Linked DNA regions of Homo sapiens: region 2 is linked to region 1. The links are chromatin contacts, found by Hi-C or POLR2A ChIA-PET in ENCODE. All regions are on one chromosome and are shown on one strand. Each heading gives the region's core, a stretch centred on a gene start or an enhancer-like site at or near the end of the contact. The rest is flanking DNA. Distances are from core to core; before and after follow the strand shown. Region 1 holds the start of B4GALT1 (beta-1,4-galactosyltransferase 1). Region 2 has its middle 58 kb from the start of MIR4475.

Region 1 (4,527 bases), core at 1,273-3,772:
ACCTGGCCTTTTTCTGGCCTGGAGACTCAGTCTCTCTCCCCCTTCACTCTGCTGTGCAGAGCCATTTCTGTGGGAGTCTGAAAAAATGAAACTTTTTAAAGATCCTAAGCAAATATTATTACTATATTATTATTATACGGTGTATTGAGTGCCCGTATTTTTTTTTTTTTTTTTTTTTTTAGACAGTCTTGCTTCGTCGCCCAGGCTGGAGTGTACTGGCACAATCTTGACTCACTGCAACCTCTGCCTCCCAGGTTCAAGCAATTCTCCTGCCTCGGCCTCCTGAGTAGCTGCGATGCCACCACCCCTGGCTAACTTTTTTGTATTTTTGTAGAGATGGGATGGTGTTTCACCATATTGGCCAGGCTGGTCTCAAACTCCTAACCTCAAGTGATCCACTCCCCTCAGCCTCCCAAAGTGCTAGGATTACAGGCGTGAGCCACCATGCCCAGCCTGAGTGCCTGTATTTAATGTACACGATCTCATTTAGTCTTAAAAAAACCCCTGTAAGGTAATCATCGACAACCACATTTTACACAAGGAAGAGATTTTGAGAAACTCGATAGCATGTCTCAAGTCAGACACTTAGCAGCAAGGCAGAGTCCATTTCATTTTATGGGACTAGTCTGCTTCCCAGAATAATCATCAAATGCAAAGGAATTTAATTATCTGCTTAAAAAAACAAGCCCCCATTATTACCACAGTTCACGTCTGACCAATTCCAAGATGTTCTTCCCAAACTTGATATGAACACATTGACGCAATTACTGGCGAAATTGAGCAAGAGTATGTAGTAGCCAGGGCTCTGTGGGAAAGTGACAGAAAACTCCTATTGGCAGGATGTCATCCTGCCTGCCAGGGCCCCTCACTTACAACAATTATCTAAAACCTAGCATTAGAAATGAGAAACCACCTGTGTGGTAACCCTGGAAGCAACCTGTGGTTGCCTTGGGCCTGTGGGCCTGTAGGTTACAGGTCAAAGAGAAGTCCAGACTAGGCTCAGCCAGCTGCTATGAGGAATGCAAACTCACCTACTCAAGCTCTCTGCCTATGCTGAAACAGGCTAGAGGTCAGAGTTCAGATCATCTGGGCAAGATAATTGAGACTCAGGCTGCTACCGGAAGTACCAGAAATGGGCAACGTGGTGTTGACTGGTTATATTTTAGCCCTCTAACACCCAGAGTACACAAGCTCTCTGCCCCTGGGAGAGATCCCTGCTCACCTAGGTTTTGGGTACCCATACCAGGAGGAGGCTAGGGGGAAGGGCTCTCGGTCACGATCCACACAGAGGAAGAAATGAACACACAGTGACAATTTACTGAGGGCTTACCCTCATTAATTAAGCCCTTATTTACCATTGTTCACAATATCTTCCAAAACAACCCCTTGAAAGGGTGACCATTTATTATCCCAGAAGAGAAATATGAGGTTCAGAGAGAAGTCACTTGGCCCAAACGATCAGGAGAAAAACCCACTCAGGAGAGTGGCTCTATGGCAAGACACGTGAACCGAGAGGTCAGTCTCCTTCCCCACCGGGAGCCTCACGTCAGTCCCCAAAAGGGAGTGGATTACTCGAGGTCCCTACCAGAGTTCTCAGTGCAAGGCTGCTCGAAGCCCTAAGCAGACCCAAACTCCAAAACTTCCTGAGCCTCGGGCCACAGCAGGGAAGTCTCCAAGGCCTTCTCTGGTTCTGGGGCTAGAGGGGCCTCGGGACTTCCCTGTGCGGTCCCGGCCCCACGCCTCCAACAGGACTCCCCAGGGACCCACCTCGCAAACCTTCTCTCCCATCCAGTCCCAAGCCTCTGTCTGGGATTTAAAACTCTGATCCAGAAGAGGGAGGCTGGCTGTCGTAGAAGAGCCAGCCTGAGGGAATGTCTGGGGGACCCTGTCGGGGAAATCCGGGGGGGTCCCAATCCTCCGACTGGCGCCGACCCGAGTCCTTACCAAGCAGCGGGGACTCCTCAGGGCAGGCGGGCAGCGACAGTGCGGTGGTGTGGGGCACTGGGACCGAGGTCAAGTTGCTAGCGGGGCCAGGGCCAGAATCCACGACTGGGCTGGAGTCGCCACCCGGGCGCGGCTGGGAGGAGGCGCCTAGAGGAGGCGGCGGCCGGGCCCCTCCGGTCCGGAGCTCCCCGGAGGACTGCCCGATGGCGGCGGCACTGTTCGAGCCGCCCTGCAGCGGTGTGGAGACTCCGACCAGTTGGGGCAGGCGGCTCAGGTCGCGGCCAGCCAGGTAGTAAACGAGGGTGACGCCAAGGTGCAGAGCGCAGACGGCCACGAGCAGGCGGCAGGCCCGCTGTAGGGACGCGCCTGGCATCGCGGCGCTGCCGCTCAGGAGCGGCTCCCGAAGCCTCATCTTCCCGCCGCCGCTTTAAGAAGGGTGTGGGCTACAGGAGGGGAGGCGACCCGCCCGCGGGCCGCCCGCCAGGCGCTGCCCCACAGCGGCGACTAGGGGAGGGCCCGGAGCGGGGGCGGGCGAGCGGCTGAGAGCTGAGACTCCTCCAGCCAGCCAGACCTGGGAGCGGCGAGAAGCCGCCCGAGGCGCCGGCGGAGAGGGGAGGGGCGGGGCCCCGGCGAAGGCGGGGGCGGGGCCGGGCGCGGGGTTTTCTGGACGAGGGCGGGAAGGCGGGGCAGCCCGTGGCGGGATGGGCGCGCTGGGCGGGGCCTCGGGAGGGTGGGCAGCGGGCGGGGCGCCGTCGTGGGGTCCCCGGAGTATGACTGCAGCTCCGACGCTTGGCCGCGCACCGCCCTCTTCCTCCCGAGCCTTTGCGGCGGAGCTTCGGTCGCGTTGAGCCGCGCCTCCTCTTCCTCCTCCACGCTGCCCTCGACAGGCCGCGCCACTTCCTGGGGTGCGAAGGGACTCGGGTGCGAGCCTGGGCCTGCAGCGCGGCGGCGGAGAGAACGGAGAGGACAGCTGGCGGGTGGTTATCTGGAGTGGTTTGGGGCCGCGGCGGCGTTCTGGCCAGTGGGCCTTGGTGGGCTAGGAAGAGAGGCAGAAAAAGGTTACCCAGGAAACGGGCTTCGACGCCGGGCGAGGAGTGGCACGTTCGAAACCCCCTCCCTAACTCAGCCCGGCTGGACCCCGCTGCTTAACGGGGGGTCCTGCGGCAAAGAAAGTGGACGGGTTGCCACTTCTGTGCCTCCCCATCAGGTAGCCTGGGCTATAAGGGGCTCTCAGACCAGCTTGGTTCCAGATGTGTGTGTGGCGGGAGTCCTGTATACTTTGAAGAGGAGAGCAGCAAGAAGCCTCTAACTCCCAGGCCAGCGTGCAGGAGATCAGCCGGCGTTACAGTCTACACTGGGCTACCCACTGTCCCATGAAGTAGCAGTTCTCCCCATGTCGTAGAGTGGGGCCCCGGCAGATTAAGAAACTTTCCTAAGAGCCCACAGCTGGCAAGAGGCAGAATTCTGGCTCCGAAACCCATGTTTTCTACAGGTTTACCCTTTGTTGATTTGCAAGTAAGGGCTGAAGGCTGTGTGGGTGAGAGACTTAGGCACTGAAGCCACTTGACCTCGATTTGACCCAGAGGCCTCAGGCCCTGAGTGAGCAGAGACACCTCACCCCAGAGAAAGACTCATGGAGGTGCTGTCAGTAATGTGGATAGGGAAGTTGAGGGCTCTGGCAGCCAACCATCAGGGAATAACAGTAGCTACCTTATTTTGAGAGTTTGCTGTGTGCCAGTACTATCTGCCATGAAGTAGGTGGTGTTACGGTGTCCATTTCACAGATGAGAAAATAAGGCTTATGAGTTGACACTTTGGTTGTGATCATACAGAATCAACTTTCCTCACTTGACTTCCTGGACACCAGGTCCTTCTGATCTTCCTCACTTCACTGGCCATTTCTGTCTCCTCTCTGGACTTCTTCCCCAGTTGCTGAAGGCCCCAGCCATAGTCCATGATGTTCTTTTGTGTCTACACTTACTGCCTCGGAATGATTTATAATATCCAAATGCTGATCACTGATTTGTCTCCAGCCCAGATCTCTTCCCTGACCTCCAGATTCAACTGCTTATTTTACTGGCATCTCAAACACAATACATCTTGCCCTCAGCAACCTACTCCTTACACACCACTCCCGTTCTTACCTCCCTCAGAGAGTGATACTATTGTTTATTCAGTTCCCCAGAATCTAAAAGGTGTCCTTGATGTGCTTCTCTTGCTCTCAATGCCATTTGCAAGCCCTCAGCCAGCTTTGTCAGTGCTACCTTCAAAACATCAAAATTCACCACCAGCCAACTCTGATGTAACCATCCTCGATCAAGCCACCATCATCTTGCCCTGGGTTATATGGCAGCTACTAATTGGTCACCCTGCTTCCACCTCCTCCATTCCTCCTCCCTAGTCTGTTTTCCACAGAGCATCCAGGAAATCTTTGTAAGCATAAATCAGATCATGCCATTTTGTTCAGAACCAAATCCACAGAAACCCTGTTCAATCTGGTTCCTATTTCCCTCCCCACCCACATCTGTCACTCTACCATGCTGGACCTGCCTTAGCCACACTAGCCTGATAGCTATTCCTTGA
Region 2 (4,732 bases), core at 1,348-3,847, 3.6 Mb after region 1:
TGAGCTGGCATCTGCTTCCGCACCGTCGTTCTGACTCCTCTACCCAGGACTAGTTACGGTCACCATCACAGTCAGTAGGACTGTCAATCATTGTTTTAAGTACTGATGTATATCCACCTAGTTGGTCCTCATTTTACACATAGGGAAACGGAGGCAGAGAGGGCTTAAATAGTCTAAGGTCACAGGGTGAACACGCACTCAGTCACTCCCTTCTGTGGCACTGCCTCAGGGGGCCACATGTGCTGGGAAATGCTGTTGTCCTGAAGCAGCTCAGCAACTGCTGGGTCAAGAGAGGGGCAGGTAAGGCGCTGAGGGCCTTGGAGGAAGGAGGACCACGACGACAGCTGTGTGGTGTGTACAGTTGTGTGGGGTGTTTGTGTGGGGTGTGGGGGGTGTATTTGTGTATGATGTGTGTGACGTGGCATATGTGTGGTGCATGTGTATGTGTGGTGCGTGTGCATGTATGATGTGGTGTATGTGTGGTGAGTAATGTGTGTGTTGTCTTTGCGTGTGATGTTTGTGTGTGGTGTGGTGTATGTGGTATGTGTATTGTGAGTGGTGTATGGTGTGAGTGGCATGTGTGAGTGATGTGTGTGTGTGTGGTGTGTAGTGTGTTTATGTGGTGTGTGTGTTGTGGTGTATGTGGTGTGTGTGTGTGTGATGTGTGTGGTTGTGTATGTGGTCTGTGTGATGTGCGTGAGTTGTGTGTGTGTGAATGGTGTCTGTGGTGTGTGTGAATGGTGTGTGCTGTAGTGTAGGTGGTGTGTGTGAGTGGGGTGTGTCTGTTTTGTGCGTGTGAGTGGTGCATGTAGTGCATGTGTGCTGTGGTGTGTGTGAGTTGTGTGTGTGCTGTGGTGTGTGAGTGGTGTGTGTGGTGAGTGGTTGTGGTGTGTGTGGTGTGTGTGTGGTGTGTGTGTGCTGTGGTGTGTGTGGTATGTGTGTGTTGTGGTGTGAGTGGTTTGTGTGTGGTGTGTTTGTGTGGTGTATGTGGTGTATGTGATGTGTGTGTGCTGTGTGTGGTGTGTGAGTGGTGTGTGCTGTGGTGTGTGAGTGGCGTGTGTAATGTATGTGTGCTGTGGTGTGTGTGGTGTGTGTGAGTGGTATGTGTGATGTGTCTGTGTGCTGTGGTGTGTGCGTGGTGCGTGAATGGTGTGTGAGTGGTGCGTGTGAGTGGTGTGTGTGTGTGCTGTGGTGTGTGCTGTGGTGTGTGTGGTGTGAGTGGTGTGTGCTGTGGTGTGTGTGATGTGTGTGAGTGGTGTGTGTGCTGTGGTGTGTATGCTGTGAGTGGTGTGTGCTGTGGTGTGTGTGATGTGTGTGTGCTGTGGTGTGTGTGTGGTGTGAGTGGTGTGTGTGAGTGGTGTGTGTGTGTGGTGTGTGTGTGCTGTGGTGTGTGTGATGTGTGTGTGCGCGTGTGAGGGAAGGAATTTCGGAGGAGGAGGTGGCAGGTGGCAGGTGGCGCAGGTGGCAGGTGGCGCCGGCACTTAGCCACCAAGGGTGGAGGAGGGCCTTCAGGAGGAGGAAACTAGCGGCGAGCAGGGGGTCAGAGGAGGTAAACGCTGTGAACATACCGCCAAGTCCCCATGCTGGGGGTGCAAAACATTGTCATGAAGGATAAGATTGGGGGGCTAGCTAGGACAAGATTGTGGAGGACACTGATTATCAAGCTGGAATTATGCAATTTCTGTCGAGAGCACCTGGTCACCACCGCAGGTCTTTAAGCAGCTATGGATGGGAGGCGACCCTGGCAGCGGCGGGCGAAGATGAGTTAGAAGGGGACAGGAATGAGACAAGAGGAAGGGAGGGAAGAGACGAGGTGGGGAGGACGGGAAGGCGTGCAGGGAGTGGGCCGGTGCGAGAGGGACATGGGATGGAGTCCACAGGGGAAGAGCTGGGGACTCCAGGTTTTCTGGTCAGGAGAGACTGGAGACGCCACTGACAGAAAGAGGAGGAACAGGTGTGGGGAGAACTGATGTTTCTTCGACCAGAGCCATCTGCGGAAACATCGTCTCCTCCGTGGGGCCCAGCTTTCATTCCTCACAGCAGTGATCACTGCATGGCAAACAATCACATTCATCTATTATTTGTTTCTTGTCTTTGCTCAATCAGCATATAAGAGAGTACGAATTCCATCTGCCGTGTTCACAGCGCCATCCCCAGAACCTACAACAGTGTCGGCTTCTAGTAGGTGATCGCTAAATATTTTTTGAGTAAATAAACGAATGACTCATGTCGTGCTGGAGGGGGACTGTGGGACAAGCATCCAGGAGGACTGGAGATCTCCAGGAGGGACGTCTGAGCAAACAAGAATGTCCCACACGTGGAGGTCACTAAGCCCAGGCTGTGTCTGAGATGGTTCTAAGAGAGTAAGAGAGAATGCACAGAAAGAAACCGGATCACCTCCTATGCCCCCAGCGCCTGCACAAAGCCTGGCACACAGCAGGTGTTGCGTGTTGGTTGACTGAATTAATAGATGAACCTGCTCTTCGGCGAGGAGTGAGACTTCCTGTGCATAAGGGGCTCGAGCAGGAAGACAGCTGGCCGAGAGCGTGCGCTGGGGTCCAGAAGGTTGCCTCAGCTTCACAGGTGCCCATGGGTAACGTGTTGTGGTTCCCCGGAGACTCTGGGCGGGAGGAAGTGGGACCATAGAGAGGGGCCCACTTGGGTAGAGCGTCTACCTCCGAGAGGTGGAACTTCATTGGGCGAGTGGGTAGCCAATGAGGAAGCTCCCTGAGGAAGAGCCCGCCCCTGGAACTGGGCCGAGGCACCGCCCCCGCGGAGGAAGCCCCGCCTCTCCCCGTCCCTAACACTGAGGCCCCAGAGGCGAACTGTCGGGACTCCCGGGCTGCTTGGTGGCCTGAGAGGCCCCCGAAGGGCTCTGGGCTGCGCCTTCATCCGCTGCTTTCCTGTGTGACAACCCCAGACCTCATCCTTCAGGGGGTCTCCATTGCCTCAGGTTCCTCTTTTTTTCGAGACGGAGTTTCAGTGTTGACTCCCAGGCTGGAGTGCAGTGGCGTGATCTCGGCTCACTGCAACCTCCACCTCCCGGGTTCAAGCGACTCTCCTGCCTCAGCCTCCCGAGTAGCTGGGATTACAGGCGCCCGCCACCACGCCCAGCTAATTTTTGCATTTTTAGTAGAGACGGGTTTCACCATGTTGGCCAGGCTGGTCTCGAACTCCTGACCTCAGGTGATCCACCCGTCTGGGTCTCCCAAAGTGCTGGCATGAGCCACCGCGCCTGGCAGGTTCCTTTTCATCTAGAAAGAGGCCTTCAAGGGTTAGCTCTGGTTTAACAAAATGGATTCAGTGCTTCCTGTACCAGGCGCTGGTCTACGCTCTTTTTTGCTTTTTCTTTCCCTCCCTCCCTCCCTCCCTCCCTTCCTTCCTTCCTTCCTTCCTTCCTTCCTTCCTTCCCTCCCTCCCTCCCTCCTTCCTTCCTTCCTTTTTTCCTTCTCTTCTCTTCCCTTCTCTTCCTTTCTGTTTCTTTCCCATAATGCATTTATTTTGTCATACTTTTAGTGACACGGGAGCTTTCAGAATGCAGACTTGAAGATACACGGTGATCTATGTGAATGGTCTGGGCTCTGAGGAAACACCTTCAGACCCTCTCCTCATGGGCCTCACCATCTATGGGTGGAAACACAGTAAACAAACCCGCAGTCTCTTCTATAATTACACATTGAATAAGTGTGTCAAGAAACAAAATAATGGGGCATAATTCAGGTAGCAATACTGGGAAAGTGACATTTGAGCTGAACTAGAGAGCAGGGCACTATTGGCAGTTGGAGAAGTCTCCACGCTGAGGGAACAACATGAGAGAAGTCCCCAAAGCTGAGATGAGTGTGCTGCATGTAGGGCGAAGCAGCCAGGCTAGACGGGGAGGTCCGAGGTAAGAGCAGAGGAGAGCAGGCCGTGCAGAACTCCTTCGAATGTTTTTATAATAGGAGTTTAGATGGTTTTTTTCTCGGGATACTGGGAAGCCACTGAATATTTTTACAGGGAAGCACCATGTGATTTTCAAATAATTACTCTGACTTTGTGTGTAGAACAACTTGGGGAAGAGCAAGAAGATTTCTGTTGAGGTGGCTGAATTTTCCTCTTTATGGCAATTAGAGGCAATTTGAGATGAGGCAACACCCAGAACCTTGAGTTGAAGGGCAGTACATCAGAAGAGGCACAGATTATCCCTAATCCTCTCCAGAAATATATGAGCTTGTGTGTGGCCTTGGGCAAACGACTTTCAGGACTGAGAGAAGGAGTGGAGGGAGGGGGGAATGCATGGGATGTCTCACAAGCCACATAGGTCTGCCCAGGTGTCCCGCATATCCCAGTGCATTCCCTATAACCTGTCCCAGAGTGGTTTTCCTTTTTCTATCACAATCCCAATTTTCCCAGCTGAACCATTCTCCAGTCCTGGGCTGGGTTCTGCCATTTCCTTGCTAGAAGCCTCCAGCCTTCTTGCTTCCATTTTCTGGTTCCTGAGAGGCACTTGCCTGTAAGAAATCTGACTCTCTGAATCCATAGTTGAATCAGGGTTCAAGCAGTTCATAGCAAGTGAAAAATGTCCTGTCTGGCCACCCAGCAGTGATTGGAGAGGAGGCTGAGTTGATGGTCCTCCAGGCTGTACAGACCATGAGAGCAGGGATGTAGCAGGTCCTCAATAAGTTACTTGTTGTTTGGATGGTACCTTCATCATGATTTATCAATTCTAACGTGCCATCAACTGTAGGAAACA

Evidence for each region. Hi-C counts contacts between places; a loop is a spot of excess contacts on that map. ChIA-PET counts read pairs that join two places held with the same protein, here RNA polymerase II (POLR2A). Pooled maps may share reads with other maps.
Region 2: a loop to region 1 is called in a map of naive thymus-derived CD4-positive, alpha-beta T cell, with 15 times the contacts of the local background. The contact joins the enhancer-like site here to the promoter of B4GALT1 in region 1. A Hi-C loop is called at or near these places in 1 of 168 maps with a recorded cell type or tissue (naive thymus-derived CD4-positive, alpha-beta T cell) and 2 of 50 pooled maps. POLR2A ChIA-PET finds 5 or more read pairs at or near these places in 1 of 52 experiments (CD4-positive, alpha-beta memory T cell).

What each region holds. Positions count from the first base shown.
Region 1 is chr9:33,164,814-33,169,340 of GRCh38, forward strand. It overlaps B4GALT1 (beta-1,4-galactosyltransferase 1), which reads right to left and starts at 2,523. Exons shown (of 6, transcript NM_001497.4): 1 at 1,945-2,523. The coding sequence starts at 2,356. It overlaps B4GALT1-AS1 (B4GALT1 antisense RNA 1), which reads left to right and starts at 2,135. Exons shown (of 3, transcript NR_108110.1): 1 at 2,135-2,233. RefSeq lists silencers at 2,275-2,548, 2,307-2,706 and enhancers at 2,374-2,939, 2,857-2,956, 2,940-3,504, 3,027-3,106.
Region 2 is chr9:36,763,439-36,768,170 of GRCh38, forward strand. No RefSeq gene overlaps it. Among named protein-coding and RNA genes, the nearest start is that of MIR4475, 58 kb to the right of the region's middle. RefSeq lists enhancers at 875-1,393, 1,394-1,912, 2,433-2,592. Within about 2 kb of position 2,598, at least 5 of the 41 ENCODE cell types and tissues checked have a DNase peak (open chromatin) inside an H3K27ac peak, as active enhancers do.